Linked DNA regions of Mus musculus: region 2 is linked to region 1. A link is a loop called in an ENCODE intact Hi-C map of the cell type or tissue named here. Cell type or tissue: heart. All regions are shown on one strand. Links, peaks and the distances in the headings refer to the core of each region. The heading gives the core; the rest is flanking DNA.

The links. Peaks named below come from ENCODE experiments on the same cell type or tissue, not always from the same donor. Only the 100,000 strongest peaks of a DNase experiment are listed, where the experiment ranks them.
Region 2: a loop joins it to region 1, with 8 times the contacts of the local background. A loop is called at or near these places in 32 of 42 quality-filtered maps.

The regions. Positions count from the first base shown.
Region 1 is chr5:63,807,946-63,818,192 of GRCm38, forward strand. 0610040J01Rik (RIKEN cDNA 0610040J01 gene) reads left to right here and starts at 4,550. Exons shown (of 4, transcript NM_029554.4): 1 at 4,550-4,650. Nwd2 (NACHT and WD repeat domain containing 2) reads left to right here. Exons shown (of 7, transcript NM_177006.3): 7 at 1-2,601. The coding sequence ends at 358. In heart, for the core only: a CTCF peak has its summit at 4,015; a DNase peak (open chromatin) is centred at 4,506; H3K4me3 peaks cover 1,202 bases; H3K27ac peaks cover 539 bases; H3K27me3 peaks cover 1,549 bases.
Region 2 is chr5:63,880,725-63,890,971 of GRCm38, forward strand. All of the region lies in intron 2 of 0610040J01Rik (RIKEN cDNA 0610040J01 gene), which reads left to right. It also overlaps a transcript of Rell1 not described here. Among named protein-coding and RNA genes, the nearest start is that of 0610040J01Rik, 73 kb to the left of the region's middle. In heart, for the core only: a CTCF peak has its summit at 6,231 (motif pointing left); no DNase peak of the experiment used is centred there; H3K27me3 peaks cover 357 bases.

The sequences.
Region 1 (10,247 bases), core at 2,975-5,474:
TTCTCAGAGACACCTGAACATCATCGTCGGCTTTGATGATGGGAGTATAGGGATATACACAGTTGTGGATCGTGTAGATGCTGCGTTGAAGATCAAAATTGCCACATCGAATAGCAGACAGATTTTCAACAATGCAACGCAGACATCCAGGCCAAAGTCAAACAGCTACTCCTTTAAAGTGTCTGTGGATTGCTTATGGCGAGAGTCCACTGAGGTCTTTGCAAGAGACAGCCCCATCACCGTGAGTGACTCTTCTGAGTCCAACGAGGCAACACCCTCCAAGAAACACAATTCTTGTTATGACCGAGTGTGTGCTGCCCTAGAATCCAGGAGCCACAGCTACACTCCAGATAACTGACACGATGTTTATCCTACTCAACCGAAATACATAATCCATGTATGACAGAAGAAAAAAAAAAGCAAAGTGCATCTTCTGGACACAAATGATGAGCTGCTAATTTCTGGAATTCTCAGTTTACTAATATTCTCACGAAAGGAACAAAACTATGAGACTTGGGTGCCATCTTTTTGTCCAAATGTATTCGAGAAAATAGAGAATGTCCAGAAGAGACGGTAAAATGGCCATCTCCCCCAGAAGAGAGCAAATACAATCTTTTAAATTTGCTGTGTAATAAGAATCAGCACAATTCACTACATGGATTCAGATGAGAGAAGCTAGAGGTAGTTATAGGTAGACCAGTTGGACTAGAATTAGCTCTACAGAAGCCAGTTGAAATCGTGATTGCAGAGGACCGTTTGACTCTGAGTGGGGGGGATGTGACAGCCAAACGCAGCCTTAATATCTCTTTACGTTTCTCGATCCTGACAACTGTGTAAACGCAAGAGGTCTAATGGTGCAAAATTGTGTAAGAAAGGTGTCCAGATGTGTTTCGGTTTTCCAGGACAGCACACAAAGCATGTGAGATGGTGAACGGACCAGGACAAGAACTAACTACCATTATCATAGGGCTACTGAACATGGAGAGTCAGTCTTCATCAAAACACAACGACTGCATGCAAGGGTTTCTGTGCAATGCGATGTGTAATTTTTAAACTGTTTCTCTCGTGGATTGCAAAAGAATCCCACTTAATGAGAAGCCACAGTCCGCTCACGCCTTTTCTTGCGATGCATATTCGTGCTGAGTGTAAAGAGGTATGGGAAGGGCATTATGAGTTTGATCAAAGCATCTGTCCGTTTATTTGTTGTACTTTACCAGAGTCCGCACTCTCCAGTCAGTTGTGGGGGAGCCTAATGTTTCCCAGACCCCTGCAGTATCTTAATAGAAAAGCAAGCTTTTGAAACACACCATCTCTGAAACGCTGGTGGCACTGCCTTACTCTCATTCCGCCTCTCTCCTGTGTAAAATGCAGATAAACGACCAAAAACTCTGGGACAAACTGAATATGCCTGTCTCTGTGCTAAAATATCCCATAGATCTTAAGGGCATCCAAAGGTTCCTATCATTCCCTGTTTGTAATCACTTTCTTACTTCCACACACCGTATGTACACTTCTCTCTCTGTTCCACTTCCAGATTGAGGACTTTCCCAGTCTTACTGTTTCAAGGCTGAAACTATGAAATGGCATTAAAAAAAAAAAAAAAAGACTTCATCAATTTGATGGCAAATATATCTCAGAAGGTGAAGGTGGTTTTCTTCCTTCCAAGTCCTCCACGTGGCATGTCCTGGAAGACCTCTCAAGGGGGTCACTGATAGTAATTGGTTTGATTTTCTCTCAAAGTGGAACTTACTTAAATCAGAACATTGAACAAAGAACCAGCTTATTTTCATCCTGGCTCTGCTTGTGACTCAGCATGTACCTGTAGTTTGACCTCTAGCCTCACCGAGTTTATTGCTTTTGTGGACTGCAAAATGAAGACGGGGATAGTTTCTGCTGTAGCCTGTTAACCTGGTGGGGATGCCAGGGAGTGATATGAGAAAAACATTACACAGTGCCATCTTGATTGCTGACACGGTAGGAAAAGGGAAAATTATCTAAACCCCTAGAGAATCCAGTTGTATTCCACTGGTGGAAGGATTTAACACGTAAGCATTTGAAGGTGTTGTTCAGATAGCAACACCCTTCTCCATGGTGAAACACCTTTGTTCAATGTATTCCTCCTAGTTTAGCTACCAACCAGTAAGTGGAAGCCCTTGAAGGGCTAAGATCTATATACACGTGATCTGGAGTCCATACTTTCAGCTCTTCAGCCAACACATTCTTATTCCTGTTCTTATCAGTTGAACGTCCATGCCATACATTTCTAAGAACTAAATGCCTAGGTGGGTTACATGTAGTGTGTGAGTGTTCTGTGAAAAAAAAGAAAAAAGAAAAAAAAAAAAACCTCTAGAGTGTAACAAGTGACTTGAATGATTTTTTTTCCTAACATGTTTGCAACTGATAGCTCATGTTGAATGTTTTTATGTAAACTTTGTATTGTTGGGATGAATTACCCAATCAGAGATTTATATTTTCATAAATGTTACATTTAGTTAAAATTTTGTTACAGAGTTGTTACACTAGAAAGTTATTTCAGTGTTCAAACAATATACAGTCTTGTGTATGTATCGTTTGTATGAATAAAAGATGAGCTACTAAAAACTTGAGTGCTACTGATTTTTTTTTCACCACTGAGGTTGGCCAGATGTGGAAGACCTCACTTACCGGTAATTATTCAAATTGACCAGGTGCCGAAGGGGCCCTAGAATATTCCAGGAGCTCCAGACACAAAGCCATGGCGTCTACACAATAGTCTCAAAAGTTTGGCACTATTATTATTCCACATTTATAGGTGAAAAGAAAGGACCATGGACCTAATTCCAGTACATCACTAGCATCTTGGTTAGCTTTCTCAAAGTACATGAAAATAAAGAACTCAGTGCCCAGTAGTCACTTGGTGACAGTAACTTCTAACATCTTTACTAGTTTGCAGGTGAGAAATTCAGCTAGTTTACTAAAGATCACTGGATGTTACTAGTATGCCCAAGTTTGTGTTTGTTTGTTTGTTTGTTTGTTTGTTTCTCTCCAAATATACAGAAGTAGCTGATGAATTCAGTCAGCAAGCATTTACCCAGTCACACATTCCACCAAGAACACGGAAGTAAATGAAATAGCTCTTGCATTCTAGAATTCCAGACTCAGCAGCAAAATAGGGAGAAAATAAGTTCCCTGTGTACCCGTGCAAGGGGTACCCTTGTGGCTGGAGCAGGAAATAGCCAAGGACTAGTGCCGCTCGGGAATTCCCAGGTGAGTGAACACGACCTTGGAGAACCTCTCCAGATACCTTCACACACACACATACACACACACACACACACACACACACACACACACACACACACACACACCGTTGATCTGAGAATTCCCATATATACCTCCCCCCACCCCAAAATATCTTTAAACATGGCAGGCAGCATTGGAAAGCTTTGGTGATATTGTAAACAACAATCAGATGCAATTGTGTATGTAGTTCTCAACAAAACAATTACTTTAAAAGAACTTTAAATACCCAAGAGTTAAAAGAAAACTAAAGGCATTATCAAGTTTCTTACCTTCCTCTCTTTACTACTACTGAGTTGAACCTCAAAGTTTCTCCCCACTGACTCTAAAAACCCAAAACAAATTCCAAAGTCTCTTTTTGATCCGAAAAACCTAATTCATATATAAATGGACCAGTATCCCATGGAATTTCTGACAAGGCTGGAAATTGAACCTGAGCATCATTTATTCTAACAAGAAATTTTTTTCTTCAAATCAATAAATGACATTCAACAACGTATGATTTCCCTCGTAAATCGACATTTGAAAGCACAAAGGTATTTTAGCACTAAAAAGGACAAAAAAACCACTGAGTGTTCTCCCATAGAGCGTGGCAAATGCCTGTGAAGACAGCGGGGATGTCCAACTCAAAACTCGCTGGAGAAAATTAGGTCTTTGGGAAGTTCTCTCAGTTGCTTCTCCCCGCATTGCCTTTTAATCCTCTCACTGCGAGCCTTGAGCATGGAGAGGAAAGAGAGGAAGCTAGATGGCGCAATTGCTCAACACATTTTCCTGGCTTCTGGAAATGCCAGCTCTCCACAGCTTCTGGGCCAGGTGGACCGAAGACCGAAATCTTAAACCGAATTTCAAGATTAAAGCACCGGTTCTCTACCCTTCGTAGGTAAAGTGTGTTGGGTGAAGTGTCCCATATCCTGACACTCCAAGGGAAGGGGTCTGAAACCGGGGTTCTTTCACGTGTCCCACTAATAGCCTTTGGGGCACAGGCAAGTTTGTAGCCCCTAGGAACGACCGTCACTGCAGCGTCTGAGCAGATTGTCTAGCCATCGGGCGGGCGACAAGCAATGTGCGCTCGATCTAGCAACTAATGCGGGCTGGCTCGCTGACCACTCACTCAAACATAGATCACCGGACGTCCCCTTGTCCCTGTCGCCTGCGCACGCGGGCCAAGGCGCAGGTAAAGGGTTACCCTTGCCTGGGAGGCTCGCCCGCTCCCCGTCCACGTGACGCGGCGGCCCAATGACCGCAGCCCGGGCTGAGGCTGCAGCGCGACAGGCTCCGGGCGTCGCTGACCCACTCGCGTGTCCCAGCGCGGACGCCCGAGGCCCACGAAGCCATGGGCGCCGCGACTCTGGAGCCGCCGCCCCGCCGCAGGTAAGTACGGTCCGGGACTGCGCCGGGCTCCTCCGGGAAGAGGGCTGGTCCTGGGCGGGAGTCCCGACTTTGCTTCTGGGCTCCCCTTCTCTCAAGGGGACGCGAGGAGGAACTATGAGGCAAGGCAATGGATGATTTGATGACTTCAGGAGAAGTCACGGAATTCAACCTAGGCATGCTAAGAGTGGCGACAAGAAACAGGTTTCCAAACTAAAGGCGCTGGTGCTGGTTGGGTAAAATGGTTTATTTTTAAACTCCCAATTCCTGAGCTCTCTGCTGTTCCTGGGAACTTAAACCTGGACAAATTGTAAGAGATCTTCCCATCTCCCTGTGTCCCGGGGTCACCATATTTACGCTTCTAGGGGGGTTTTATTGATTAAAACGGGAAAGGAATTTGATCGCCCCCGCCCTTCTTTGAAATGTCCTTGGGTTCTGGGGTTGGGTCTATGGCGATGGTGAGGGTGCATGAAGGGACAACGACGCTGTGGTGTTCCGCAAGAGCCTGGGACTAGGAAAGTGGGCGCCAAAGAGAGAGAGCTAAATGGTCGCAGGCTGTAAATATTTAATAGACAAATATCTACCAGGTCAATCGCCTGGGTCTTTGTAGCCTGGACAGCCCTGATGAGGTGAGATTATATATATATATATATATCACCAATGCAGAATTTTCCAGTAATACCAGGCAGATATCAGGGGGACTTTTACCCACTCCCAGAACCATAATTAACCTTAAATGCAAAACAAAATAATTCCATCTCCATCGACTCTGAATGTCTACTTTTCCATCCTGGTATAGACATTTGCGCGATGAATGTAGAGGAAGTGGGTGTTCCAGGAGTCACTTCTGTGCTGGTTTCTGCGAGAGTGTTTGTTGGTTGTGGCCTGTGGCTGATTGCCTTGGGTGGCTGTAACTCAGCTATGGTGAAGAATATCGCTGGAGAAAAGAAAGTCTTGGAACCGTGAATGGAAAAGAAGTGGGAGTAGTGGTTATTTTTTAAAGGCAGTTGGTTCTGTATTTGTTGAAGTTGTTTCCTCCCACATAATTTTCCAGTTAATACTATCTTAAGGAGGATACAATAGTATTTCCCTTATACTTGTCTAGTTGATACTATTTTTAGGAAGAAATAATAGTATCTCCCATATATGTTTCCAGTTACTACTGTAAAGAGGAGATGGTAGCTCTCCTCATCTAAGCACCAGTGCCTCTGAAACACCTTGCTAGCCTCTTTGGTAAAAATCCTTGTCCTAGGACAGGTCTCCACAACAACAATATGGAGCCTCGGTCCTTTAGGAGAGTTCTGGGTTGTTAGTGTTTCTGGGAAGTATGAAGAATCAGTAAACAGCCAGCTCCAAGGCTCAGTGGGAGATTCAGAGGTGACAGGCAGACACAGGAAGGTGATGTGTGGTTCATTTCTCCTGCTCACCAACTCTTGCCCATCTTTTGATCCTGCTCCTTCACTTCTTCTACAATCAATGTTTATTTCATGCCCCCTGGGGACTCATTACCCAGGAAGGTTTTGATACCTAGTAATTTCTAAAGATAAATGTGGTTCATGTTCACTATATTCCAAAGAAATTTTGCAGACCTGGAATTTAAGATGAAACAAACGAACAAACAACAAAACAAAACAAAACAAAACCCTTGCTTACTGTCTCAGCACATTCTCTTTCCTAAAAATGGAAAGATTCCCTAACTTCTGACCCAGCACTTCTCAGAACCTGAAACCTGTGTTCTCAATGCTGGGACCAGGAGCCAGTCTCAGCCCAAGGGCAAAGCAAGCCCTGACCTCTTCCTGTCACTGGTGGAGGTGCCCAGTAGCCCACTGCCCATGTTTCTTAGAAAGGACTCCGGCTTTTTGCGTGACTGAGTACTAGCCTCCTTAGAGCTAGTTTTCCCTCCCTAGACAGTGTCTTACATGGACCCACTTCTACAATTTCCCAGGGACCCTGATTGGGCTCGTTTGGGTTCTTGCTTAAAGAACCTGTCTCATTTCTAAATTTGATCATTAGAGTGATTGTTTGGTTGCAGATAAACCCCCTTGATAATTCAGAAAAGAACGCTGTCAAGATCTAACTGGACCATCATAGGGAAGGAAGGACAGGCGTGGAGAATTCATGGTCTGCAGGTCAGATGGGGAGACCAGTCACGGTCTTTTTAGTGTCTGATCTTAACCCCCAGAGCTACACAGGCCTGGAGCTGAAATCTCTTACTCTGTTTATTTCCTGAATACTGAGGGAACAAACTGAAATCCCAATCATTTGTCTTCTCACGTTTTACCCCTGTGAACACCATGGTTCCATAGAGATGGAGATCTTCAGAAAAATGGTAGAACATCAAAATTACTCTGTCTTAAAAATGTATCTGAAGTACTAAACAGTGACTATGCTTCTGAAGCAGGTAATTAAATAGCCTAACCTATGGTTCACTGTGGTCAGAAACCCTACACATTACTGAGCTACAGTGAAGGTCGGCTAAGATCGGAGAAATATGGTGTCTGAAATCTTAACCATGAGCAGGGAGCTCTATTCATTCAGCACAAACGGCTCTCGAAAAATCAAATGAACTCTGACCTGGCCTTCGAGACCACGTGTGTGTGAACCTATCAACTCTAAGCCGTTGGCTGGGTGCTAGGGACACAGACAGCTCAGCCTCAAGAATCTAGTCTTGGGAGAAAGCTTTGAAGGGTTTGAAGCAAGGCACATATCTGTTCTTGAAAGCTCCCTCTAGCTGCGGTGAGAGAGGTAGAAAGGGAGAATCTACAGACACAGCTGAAGGCAACTGCTACCCACTTCGCAGAAGAGACAGAGAAGTGAATCCGTTCAAAGGGTGCTTAGGGAAGCAGTGGCACTTACAGTCTGAACGGTAAGAAAGTTTTAGTGAGCCGGGTGTGGTGCACGTCTTTAATCCCAGCACTTGGGAGGCAGAGGCAGAGGCAGAGGCAGGCAGATTTCTGAGTTTGAGGCCAGCCTGGTCTACGGAAGGAGTTCCAGGACAGCCAGGGCTATACAGAGAAACCCTGTCTCAAAAACATACATACATACATACATACATACATACATACATACATACATACATAAAAGTTTTAGTGACTCTGGTCCTTGATATTAGTTTACCAAATTAGGTTTTTTTTTCTTTCATGTTGGTAAACATAAGCTATGCTTCTGTACAGTTGCACCACACACACACACACACACACACACACACAGACACACACACACACACACAGACACACACACACACATACACACACACACACACACACATACACACACACACACACAGACACACAGACACACACACACACACACACACACATACACACACACACACACACACACACAGCTTGTTTCCATCACTTTTTAACAACTTATTGCTTTTTTATGTAGACTTTGAAGTGTTAAGGCAAAATCGAAGAAAAACTATGGCCTCATCTGTACACTCTCTGGCGTACCTTAAATTCCTGTTGGAATAGAAATCTCCTGACTCCCCAAGCTGGGCTGAGCATGACCTGCTGTGTGTCACAAAGAGGACAGATGGTGTCTGGAGGAATATTATTGTCTATGAAAACCATTTCATGCTAGAGAGGAGGGTCTCTCTTAATGGTTGACTCCAAGCTACATGCAATGTGTATTGGTGTACACTTTCGTGGGTTTTTTAATTCATTCACTGTTCATTAGCCCCAGAGAAGATTGCTCGAGAAAAGAATTTCACACTTTCTTTTTGTTTTATTGTTCTCGATGCCAACCACATCCCATCTAATAACTGAATACCTAAATTGGCCATTTGTGTGCAGTAAATGCAAAGATTTGGCCAAATCAGTGGTTCTCAACCTTCCTAATGCTGTGACTCTTTAGTATAGTTCCTTGTGTTATAGTGACTCCAACCATAAAATTATTTCTTTGATACTTCATAATTTTGCTATTGTTAAGAATAGCTATTTGTAATTTTGCTATTGTTAAGAATCTAAGGTTAAAAAAAGAATCATAAGGTAAATATCTGATATGCAGGATATTTGATATGTGACCCTGAAGGGGGTTTCAACCCACAGGTTGAGAATAGCCAGACTAGAGCTAGAAAGCAGTATCTGGCTTGCTTAATGACGAGATTGCCAGCAACCCCGCATCTCCCAAATGCATGCTGCAATCTAGAAATGAATGAACAAAGCTGGCTTTCACCTGTAAATCATTGTTGTTATACGATGTTGGTTCCTCTCCGATCCTGGTGAGCTTAGCCATTTGAGTCCAGAGTCCTCGCAGAGATTCTGCCCTACTGGCTCAATGTATGGCTATTACGATAACAGCGAAATGTTATACTCACACCATTCTGTGAGTCAGCAGAGAAATACAGGGAAATTTGTCTGTGATTAAACTATCAAAAAGTAATTACTATTGTTATTATCAAATTGGGTTGAAAAATGTCTTTTCATGAATAAGTACTTTTGAAAATACTGACTTTCAGTAAAAACTTAGAATCACTTGGTGTTCTAAATAATTTATAGATAAGGAAAAGGGCAGCTAGATCAAAGGCATTGTCAAAGGATATTATAGAAGTTCACACAGCTGCCCACTAGGTCCCGAATCTGAGGTTTTGCTTCTTAGTTCTTCCTGCTATTCACTAACTAGCAGGAATTTTTAGTGTACAGAAATTTCATTTTCAATTGACCTTTGCCCTAAAACATATCTAGCCTCTGTTTATTGAAAAGATGCTTGTATATACAGCATTAGTAATCTGTTGCTGTGTAACAAATGATCCAAAGATTATTAACACAACACATGTCTGTAACGAACATAGTGGCCAAAAATAACCCCTGTTTGCTGCATTTCATCTATGTGCCTGTCAGCAGTTTGGACTGAGTTCAGCTGGGTGAGTCTTGTCCAAACTCTTTCATGTGTCTGTGCTCGCCAAGGTGGCACTGCCTCTGAGTCTTAGCTGACAGCCGAGTCACCTGGGGAGCAACTAAGGCTGAGTTCAGAGGTTCACGGCCTGTCTACCTGTTGTCTCTATGGTGTGTCAGGAGGGAGCGTCAAGACTCTTGGAGATCTCAGCCTAGCTGATCCAACTCATTTTTTTCCCACGAATGTGTTTTAAAAGCAAGTGAGGGCCCCAAGTTATGATTCAGAAAAAGGTAAAATACACCCCAGTTCTTAGTGGGAGGAGCTACAGAGTTATAATTTTAAAAAAAAATTCATGGATTCAAGAAGATGTGGAGAATTGTGGCAATTTTCAAAGCCTTCAGTAGCAGCCCTGCACTTTACATAACACAGCTAACTTCCAGTGCTTCTGGCTAAGGCAGAATTCCTATTTTATAGGTAAGGAAGCCAAGACCTAGACCTGTTTGTCACAGTCAGGCAAAGGACACAGCTGTTGAGTGGTGCAACCAGCCTTGGGTCCTACACCTGGCTTGAAACTCCCATGCAACACTGCCTCTGCTCTCTGCCACAGGGAAAGGAACCGGGGTATCTAGCTCACAGCATTAGGCATAGAAGCTTTAAGGGTGTTTATGTGTTTAAAATGAAAACAGATAGGACTGCATCCTTAAAGAACATAGACTTTAATCTATATGTATGCACACACACTATTGAAGCAGCTGAGACTC
Region 2 (10,247 bases), core at 4,797-7,296, 75 kb after region 1:
TGTCTAAGCACCCCCAGCTCTCAAGGATGTCCTCACAACAAACATGGCAAGAGCTAGCATATATCAAGAACTCACCCGCCAAGCTCACTTTGCCAGGTGTCTTAGTCAGTGTCCTATTGTTGTGAAAAGACACCATGACTATGAAAACTCTTATAAAAGAAACTATTAAATTGGGGCTGGCTTACAGTTTCAGAGGTTCAATCCATTGTCATTATGTTGTGAAGCATGGAGGCATGCAGGCAGACATGGTGCTGGAGAGGTAGCAGAGAGTTCTACATCTTCATCCGTGGGTATCAGGAAGAGTGAGACAATAGGCCTGGCTTGAGCTTTCGAAACCCCAAAGCTAAGTGTCCCCCTTTCCAACAACAAGGCCACACCTACTACAAAGCGACCCCTCCTAATCCCTCTCAAGTAGCAACACTTCTTAATAAGCATGCATTTAAATATTTGAATCTATGGGGGGGGCATTCTTATTCAAACCACCCCACCAGGCTTATCATGTGTTTGTATGGAGCCATACTCACAACAGCCCTATGAGGTCGGATATTACTCTTTCTTCCTCCCACTTTGATGTTGGCAAAGCTGAGATTGAGGGAGGATTTGTGATGAACTTTAGGCCACCCAGCTTCTAACAACCCACTCCCAAGCCCACTGCCCGGTCTCTAATGGCAGACCATCTTCTATGCATCACTTTAAGAGGCCATCCTCCTCTTCTAAGCCCCACTAAGAAACAACCCATCTCTCCCAGCGCACCGCACTGCTGAGGTCATTGCGTAGTGTTTGCACACGGAGTAGCCCTCCATCCAGCTCTGCACACCAGCTGGGTGAACACAATCCAACCAACTCCCTGCTTCAGCTGCCCGCAGGTAGCACCAGATGCCACAGGTGGAGGGGCCAAAGCCACAAGACTGCCCCCATTTCATATGCTGGTTACAAACCTGGACCCTGAACATGTGGCCAAGCAGCCATAAATCAAAGTTTAAAGGCAGGGCAATGTTGCAGAACTGAGAGAAATTACTGGGTTATGTACGTTTACAGGTTTGTTACAAAGTATAGTTTGAAGAATTGGATGAGCAGCCAGAGGATGCTGAACAAAGTTAAGGCCACAGGAGCAGAACCTTAAGCCCCATGGAGTTGAGGAACACCACCCTCCCAGCTCACAGGAGCATTTATACTGCACAGGGGCATTTATACAGTTTTGGGCAACCCCTAGTGCCTATGGGATTTGCAGAGTTCGATCTCTGTTTAATTTCCAATATTTATCATCACCCAACATACAGTGTGAACATGCATGTGCATGTGTTCTCAAGAACACACATACATACATACACACATACATACACACATACATACATACACACATACACACATACATACACACATACACACATACATACACACATACATACATACACACATACACACATACATACACACATACATACATACACAGAGAGAGAAAGACAGAGACAGAGTTTAGTGGATGATATTGAACCAATCAAAACCTCACTTGGTGTCTGTGGTGATGGTCACATTCTGAGGCTATCCAGGGGACCCCACTTAAGTCACCTCATAGTAGCATAAACCCAAGAGTAGTCAGCAGGGTTCCTTCCAAATCAAGAGGCCACTGGGACTTGGGAAATTGCATAAGCTTTAGAAGCTCTGTGTCTGGACCCAAAGACCCAGAGACAATGGCCACATCTATTTGTTTTATCATAGCTCCCTATGTAGATTTTATGTGAACTGTGACCAGACCTTCTGGTGATAGAGCCTGAGAAGTCAAATTGATCTTAACAAGTAAAGGGCATGGCAAGTTCTCTGATGGGTCAGACAAAGCTAAAGATGGGTCATGTTGAGCTTGCTTTATGGCTTAAACCAGAAGCCAGGCATGTGGCAATTGCTTATAAACTAGCACTTGGGAGCCAGAAACAGGAACATCCCGAGTTCAAGGCTAGTCTTGGCTACATAGTGGGACCATGTCTCTAAAAACATAAATAAATAAAAATTTTTACACGTGACAAAGAATCCTATTTGAACTATACATATGAAGGCAGAGGGGTCGTCCTTCAGATTTTAAAAATTATCTCAAAACTATTCTGTGAAAGCTCTTCAAGGTATATGAGTCTATAGTCCAAAAGATGAAATGTCATCTAGGAGGTCGTGGCCTGGACCCACCCAAAGCTGGTGGATCCCACATCCATCACTATAGCTCACGAATTCTCTCTAAACATAGTTTGAATGCCATGTAGTTATTCTAAGCAATAGGGTTCTACCTAAGAAGCAGGAATTCCAGGAATCATCTAATATCATTGATGAAAGGCCATGATGGTATACAAGGCTATGTGATTAGCTGAGCTCGCTAGCTGAGCTCTGCCACTTTCTTCAGAGCTATCTATGTGACTTCCTCAACAAACACACTTGGCCCTTTGTCTGTGGGTTCTGCGTCTATAGATTCTGCCACCCACTGATGATGGAAAATATTTAGGAAAAGCTGTTACAAGACCATTGGCACATGCTGTCTTGTTACGCCTTTGATGGTTGCATCTGCAGTGTCTGGAAACTTGTTCACTCTTCCCTTAACAATACAGAATAATAACTCTACATAGCACTCACATTGCTCTAGGCATTATAAATCATCTAGAGGTGTTTGAAAATGCTAGAGGCACGGCCACTGCCTAAAGAATATGGGAGAGTATGTGTGTATTATATGCAAATACTACATATATATGTGTATATATGTGTGTGTGTAATTATATGTAAATACTATATTTTATGGAAAGGACTGGAGCATGTAGGGGTTTGAGAACCAACCATTCCCCATAGATACTAAGGGACAGCTTTCCATCAAGTCCAGGGGGAAATTTGTATCACATACTCTAAGAGTTGTAGATATTTTTCTTAAGGAATTGAGTTGAAGCCCCACAGAGGCCTTCCTGGGCATAGTAAAAACCAGCCTCACTAATAATGGGATCTGTATTAGTCAGAGTTCTCTAGAGTCACAGAACTTATGGAATATCTCTCTATGTTAAGGGAATTTATTGTAATGATTTACAGTCTGTAGACCAACTAACCCAACAATGAACAAGATTGGGAAGTCCAAGAATGTAGTAGTTGCTGAGTCCCATGAGGCTGGGTGTTTCAGATGGTCTTCTGTAGAAGTAGACTCCAGCAACAAGTAAGGGCAAACAGTCCAAGAATAGTGACTCTCCCTTCTTCCAATGTCCTTATGTAGGCTCCAGCAGGTATGGCCCAGATTAAAGGTTGTGTACCACCACACCTGGATCGGAACTTGCTTTGTCTCAGGCTGGCCTTGAACTCAGAGCTCTCCTTGCCTCCGTCTCCTGGGATTAACGGTATGTACTACCTTGCCTGGGCCTAAGCTTTTCATAGCCACTATGCCTCAAAATCCCCATGTCAAGATCCAGGTCAGAAACCTGTTTTCCAGTCTCAAGATCTGGATCACAGGTGTGCCCTTCATTTCTGGATTGTAGTTCATTCCAGATGTAGTCAAGTTGACAACCAGGAATAGCCATTGTAGGGCCTAATAGCAGAGAGGTGTCCACATCTCAGCAGATGTGAGGGGTCATAGTGGGGATTCCATAAGACCATTGAACCTAGTATGAAGGTCCTATGTCCCTTACACTTTTTCTGGGGGTGGGGGAGATTTAGGGTATCTCCTAAAGGGGGACATAGGAGATTGGAAGGAAAAAAGGGAACCTGCCCTGAAGTGACATAGCAGGGCAAGCAGGCTGGAAAAGGAAAGAGAACTCGGTGGAGATAAGTACAAGACTAAAGTCCTCTATGACCACCCTCAGTGCCACCTCTGTGACCTGCCCTACACAGGCACACAGCAAGCACGCCATGTGCATTACATAACGCTGCTTCTTTCAGAAGAATCCAAGACCAGCGACTGTCAAGTGACTGTTATGTAGTCATGTAGCCAATCTTCCTTTGACAACAATACATAATAGGCAAGGTCCTGAAGGGAACAGGAATCACTCCCTTCAAACCGAGGAAGTCGTATGCGCTTTGTGGTCATTGGGTTATCCAGATATGGGAGAAGCTGAGAGCCAAATGAGACAATGCAGTGACATGGACTGTCAGAGCAGGTAGATGTTTCCACCTGCTGTGATTTGAATACTTGACCCAGTTGTGTCCGAATTGTGTTGAACTTTACTGATAGTGCTAAAGGTTGTGGGTGGTAGGAAGGTGCTGTTAGGGCTAGTGGAGTGATATGAAGGAGTGGATTGCTGAGAAGAAGGAATGTCCTCTCCTGTTCTCCTGCCCACACTCACCTTCTTAAGGACACTCGTCTGTGTCCCATCCCTATTTTCTCTCTAAAGAGCACCATGTAAAACCTTCATCCGTGTGCTGATGGAGCAAGAAGGCCCCTGCCAGACGTAACCATTAGATCTTAGACTCCAAATTCTGAAAAGTAATTCCTTTAGTTTATAAATTACACAGTCCATGGGATTAGGCTTTCGCAACAAAACATGTGCTAAGACCCTATCTACAATGAGAGCTGTAGGCAGTCATGAAGGGCTTCTGTTGGCCATCAAAAGCTGCAGGGAGCAGAGTGGCTCCCGGAATGGATAGGAGTCTGTCTGAGGTACAGAGAGAAAGAGATGGATTCCTGATGTCTCTGCTCTTTGCACTCTGGTCCAGGCCAGCACTGCCTTGGGTGGAATCTCGGGGCAAGATTGCTGCAGGGATAGAGTTCCCTGAAAAAAATAGCTGGGTGAAGGAAGGGAATGAATCCAAGAGCAAACCAAACATGACAGAGTATGTTCTTTAAATGACTTCCATATTTTAGGCACTTGAATTTTCTCATTGCTTTCCTATTACATGCCACAGCCTGGAGAAATGGGCCACATGTAAATCAGAAAATGAACTGGGGACGTAACAGTCTGGCATCCACAAAGCACTGAGTTTGATCCTGAGCACAACGTTAAGATAGGTATGCTGACATATGCCTGTGATCCAGCACTCTGGAAATGAAGTCAGGATCAGAGGTACGAGGTCATCCTCGGCTGGACTGTGAGGCTGAGGCCAGCCTAGAACACATGAGACCCTGCCCTCTCCACCTTCTCCCAAAAGGAAAGGAAGGGAGGGATGGAGGGAAAGAGGGAGGAAAGAAAGAAGGAGCAAAAAGGAGGAAAGAAAGGAAGGAAAGGGGGAGTTACAGGTGTAGACAGACATGCTAAAGCAAATCTGTAACCTCACTACTTGGAAGACAGACGAAGGAGGAATGCAAGTTCAAGGACAGCCTGGGCTACAGAGTAAGACCATGTCAAAGTAAAAGAAAGAAAGGAGGGCTAAAAGACAGTGCTATGAAACACTTTTTTTAAAAATGAACAAAAAAAATTGAAGTCTTATGATGCTTATAAACTGCCTGCCTTTGTGTTGGGACTTCGATGGTGATGACATAGTTTTCATCCAAGTCACCATGCTGGCATCTTGATTTGAATCATATCATCAGTCACTATAAGGATTCAGGACCATGTCTCATTGTTTGCTAGGGACTCACCATGCTACAGTGTCCTGAAGATACTGACCTGAATAAATAAAGCTGGCCTGACCCAACCAGAGACAAAGCAACCCAGGGAACTAAGACTGTCTGTTTCATTGAAGCAGTTGGGCAGTTATCACCAAGCGGTATGCCCCAGACAGTATCACCAAGGAGCTGGTAAGAAATGCCAGGCCTTGGGCCCCACTCAGACTCAGGTGAATCAATACAACCCAGTGCCCTCTGCTGCTGTGTCTGCCAAGAACCTGCTTATAAATCCGGACTGATGGAGATGCAGAGCCCCAGAGGGCCTCGAACCCTCCACACTGCAGAAACTCCTCATTCCCTCAGCCTCAGCCACAGAAGGAGACAGCAGAGAAAAACCCAGACTCTCACACTTCAGGGTTTCGTGAACAGTTTTGTGTGAAATGGGGACCCATGTAGAGTCGTAAAGGGTTTTTCCACCCCCACCGAGGTCTCCACACAGGAAGAAATAAACCCTCGCCTGGTAGGAGCTGCAAAGAGCTATTGTAGCATGGCCACTAGAGCTAACACAACAGATGCGCCCGGGCTAGCGTTCCTTGCTGGCCAGCCTTACTCACCATGGCTAGCACCTGCAGGACTTGCACCAGATTCTTGTGCTTTCCTGATTTCTTCTGTGTGCTTCTCTTGAAACTAAACTATTAATAACCACTCTATACTGCCACCTGGTGGTAGGTAGATGAAATAACAGCTGGGAAATTCAAGTCAAGAGAAAAGCAAATTACAGTTTGCAAAAGCCACTGAACATAATCTGGGGAGAAGGTGTAGGAAGGCCACAACGTTGCAAAATAGATAGCAGGAAGTCGTTATGACTAAAGCAATAACCACTTTACTGGTAATAGCTACACTATCTCACCAACTTTTATAGCATTTGTTGCCACTTGAAAGGCTTATTGTAAAGTAGAAAAGGATTAAAACAAGAAAGTCCCTGAACCAGCACCAGACAGATAGTAAACACTCACATGTCAACTGCAGTGTTTATTACATTTTGTTTTATTTTTAATTGCATGTATGTGTCTTGGCATGTGTACGTAGATGTAGGTACCTGCAGAGGCCAGAAGAGGGCATCAGATCCCCCAAGCTAGAGTTACAGGTAGCTGTGAGCTACCAGGCAGGTTGGTAGGAACCAAACTCAGGTCCTCTGGAAGAACAGCAACCTCTCTCAACCTCCTGAAATCTCCTTTTCATCCTTTGCGGTGTTTGAATAAGTACCGACGGTAGTTACTCAGGCATGATGCGAAATGGTCTACATGTTTCATCTCATTGAACTTTCATAGCAACCCTGATAAGTAAGAACTATCACTCTCCCTGATTAGACAAGTGACACTCAGGGGTAAAGTTGCTGGGAGTGGCAAGGCTTCTAAGTGGAGGAAATGCTAGTACGAATTGTCTCTGACCTAAACTGTTCATTGATTAAACTACTAGTGTGGTGGGATGAGTCTTCTCTGTGTTTATTGAAATTTCATAGCACTCCATGGGTTTTTTTTTATTTTTTTTTTTGTTTTTACCCAATCCCACCCTTCATACTTACCTCTCTCTTAGGCATGGTGGTCATGAAAAGCTTAGGCCCAGGCAAGGTAGTACACACCTTTAATCCCAGGAGACTAAGGCAAGCAGACCTCTGAATTCAAGGCCAGTCTAGGACAGCAAATTTCAAAACCAGGTGTGGTGGTACACACCTTTAATCTGGGCCACACCTGATGGAGGCCTACATAAGGACAATGGAAGAAGGAAGGCTCACTCTTCTTCGCTTGTATGCACTTACTTGCCAGCATATCTGTTGGAACCTAATTCTTCAGGATCCCAGCTTGTACAGAAGACCAGTACACCCAGCCCTGAGGGACTGAGCGACTACTAGACTCTTGGACTTCCCATTCACAGCTGCCCATTGTTGGGTTACTTGGACTGCAGCCTGTAAGTCATTACAATAATTTCCCTTAATATGTAGAGACATTCTATAAGTTCTGTGACTTGAGAGAACCCTGACTAATACACCACCCCCCCTCCCCCCGCACAGCGTAGGGAAGAGGAAGGGAGAGAAAGATAGAGCCTGAGGAGCTATAAGCTTTCTCGGGGACACTCATAATTCCATTGTATGTAGCACAGTGCCTGGTACATATAAGAGGCTTGGTGAACACTGCACAAGTAAAGATGCTGCCCGGTGTTGAGTCTGCCAATGGCTTATTTTTCCTTATTTTTCCTTATGTCTGTGTAAAAATGTGCCCACAGAACCCAGAGACTGTGTGAAGTTGGAGTTACAGTAGGCAGTTGTCAGCTGCCCATCATGGGTGCTTAGAGCTGAATTTAGGCTTTCTGCAAGAACAGTAAGGGCTCTCAGTCATGAACCTTTCCCCAGGCCCAGTCAAGCATCTGTCTTAAAGATATAGACTAATTACTAAATCAGAAGGGGTGTCATATTTCGAACAGAAGACCAAGGGAAATGGTTTTAAGATCTGTCAAAATGACTGTCATTTAGTAGGGTAAGGACCACAGCAAGAGACGCATAGTGGTATTATCATGGTATTTGAAAAGAATGTGTCCCCACATGCAACAGGCATAGCAAAGGGTCCCAGGAAGTCCAGGGCAGTAAAGTTAGGCATCAGGGCTTGTTTCTCTTGAGTTCTGAAAGTGGAAGCATGGCAGTGTGCTTTAGACACCCTCTCATGTGGACATCCCTATCAAGGCCAGCTGCGCCAAGGCCATGGAGGCAGTCTTGTGAGTGATGCAGCTCCAACAGACCCAGGGAAGCCTTTCACTGAGAAGTGCCCATGAAAAGCCAGCTGTGACTCCTGAAGAGGTGATGACACTGGCTTCTGTTTCCTAGTCCAGGTATTCCAGAAGGCCCCAATGTCTGCACTAGCTATGGGTTCCCCAGTACTCAGAACCCTCCCCAAGGCCCACCACAAGGAGAAGAGGGGCCATCAGATGACCTCCCCAGAATGGTTTCCTTAATCTGAGACTCTCTCTCTTCTTCTGCTTGTTGTACCTCTGTCCTTATCTTCATGTTCTGTGGCCCTGGTTGTAGAAACCTGAGCCAAGCAAAGTACCAGAGTTTTAGGGAGTGAGATGGAGAGCAGGATATGGAGGAGAGAACACTGGAGCAAAACTTTTCTCCACTGGATCAGGACCATGATTTGGGACCCAGTGGACCTCAGTAGTTTCTTCATGAGCTTGTGAGCACTTTTGCAAGCTTGAGCGAGTTTCCCAGTGCAGGATAGAATAGATGCCATCAGGACTTCTCTTCAGCTTCAAGGAGGTGACATGTAAGCCAAAGCAAGCCAGGGGCGGATGGTAGTGTAGGGCAGTTCTCCTTTCCCACTGTTGCATCTAGACGGTGAGATCTGGAAGAGAGCTTTGATGGCATAGATTTCTGGTGTAGACAAGGACTCGAGAGAAGAGGCTGCCCTTTTGCATCTGTGATGCTGGACATAGAGTTGTGGCTAGGACCCCAACTTCTGACACCCAGGCATGAATTACACCTGGCTAAGTGTCTTGAGACCTCACATTATAGCATTGATGCATAAGACTCCCAATGATAAGGGATTTCCTCTCCATTACAGTTTTTCAAAAGCATCTCACAGCATGGGTTCTATCACTTGCTAATCTACTATGAAGATAAGTTATGTGATCTCATGTTTTAGGGAAATACTGGGTTTACTAAGATAAACCATCCTTTGTTATAATTCTGAATGTGTTCATCTTTAATTGCTACTCCCCCAAACCTTTGTCCAGGGAACCTCCTTTGGGGATGTCTTAATTAGGGTTTTCATTGTGAAGAGACACCATGACCATGGCAACTCTTATAAAGGAAAACATTTCAGTTGGGACTTATAATTTCAGAAGTTTAGTCCATTATCATCATGGAAGGAAACATGGCAGCAAGCAGGCAGACGTGGTGCTAGAGAAGGAGCTGAGAGTTCTACATCTTGATCTGCAAGCAGTAGATGGAGACTGTATACCACACTGGGCATAACTTGAGCATATAAGACCTCAAAGCTCGCCCCACAGTGACATACTTCCTCCAACAAGGGAGCACTCCCTAATAGTGCCCTTTCCTATGTGCCAAGCATTCATACACATGAGTCTGTGGGGGGCATTTCTATTGAGCCACCACAATGGAAAAAAACTGTATGTATGTCTCTATATACATACTTCTGTCCCATCCAGCCCAGTGCTTGGCAATGCTTATTCATATCTAAGGCACATTGCCTATCGAGAAGGTGTAAAGTGGAGTATTTAAGGGTGTGATAGAAGTTGTTGTATAACCTTTCAGCATCTCAAAAATAGCAGAAGCTTAATGCCTTTAGGTAGGAAAAAAAGTCATGCACATGAGATTTCGTAGTCCCCAGCTTGTCTTCTAATTCCTCGTCATCTTTGGAGTCAGCATGCTCTCTGGTTGGGCCCTCTTCTCTGATGTCTTCTGTAGACAGAAGGTTGCCCCTGCTGATGTCAAATGGTCACACTTTGCATTCATTCCTCTTGAGCCAGGAGCTCAGCATCCAGTAGTGGTGCCCTAAATGTTCGGTCACTTTGCCCTCCGGCCAGGTTCTGGGAAATCAGATTTAAAAAACAGATTCTCTTTTCTGAATATTAGCAAGTTTCCCAAAACAGTGTTTAAAATGTGTTTCGTTTCACTACACCCTCTTGTAAATATCCCAGTAGCCTTTTTAAAACTCAGATTATTTCATGGGAGTGACTT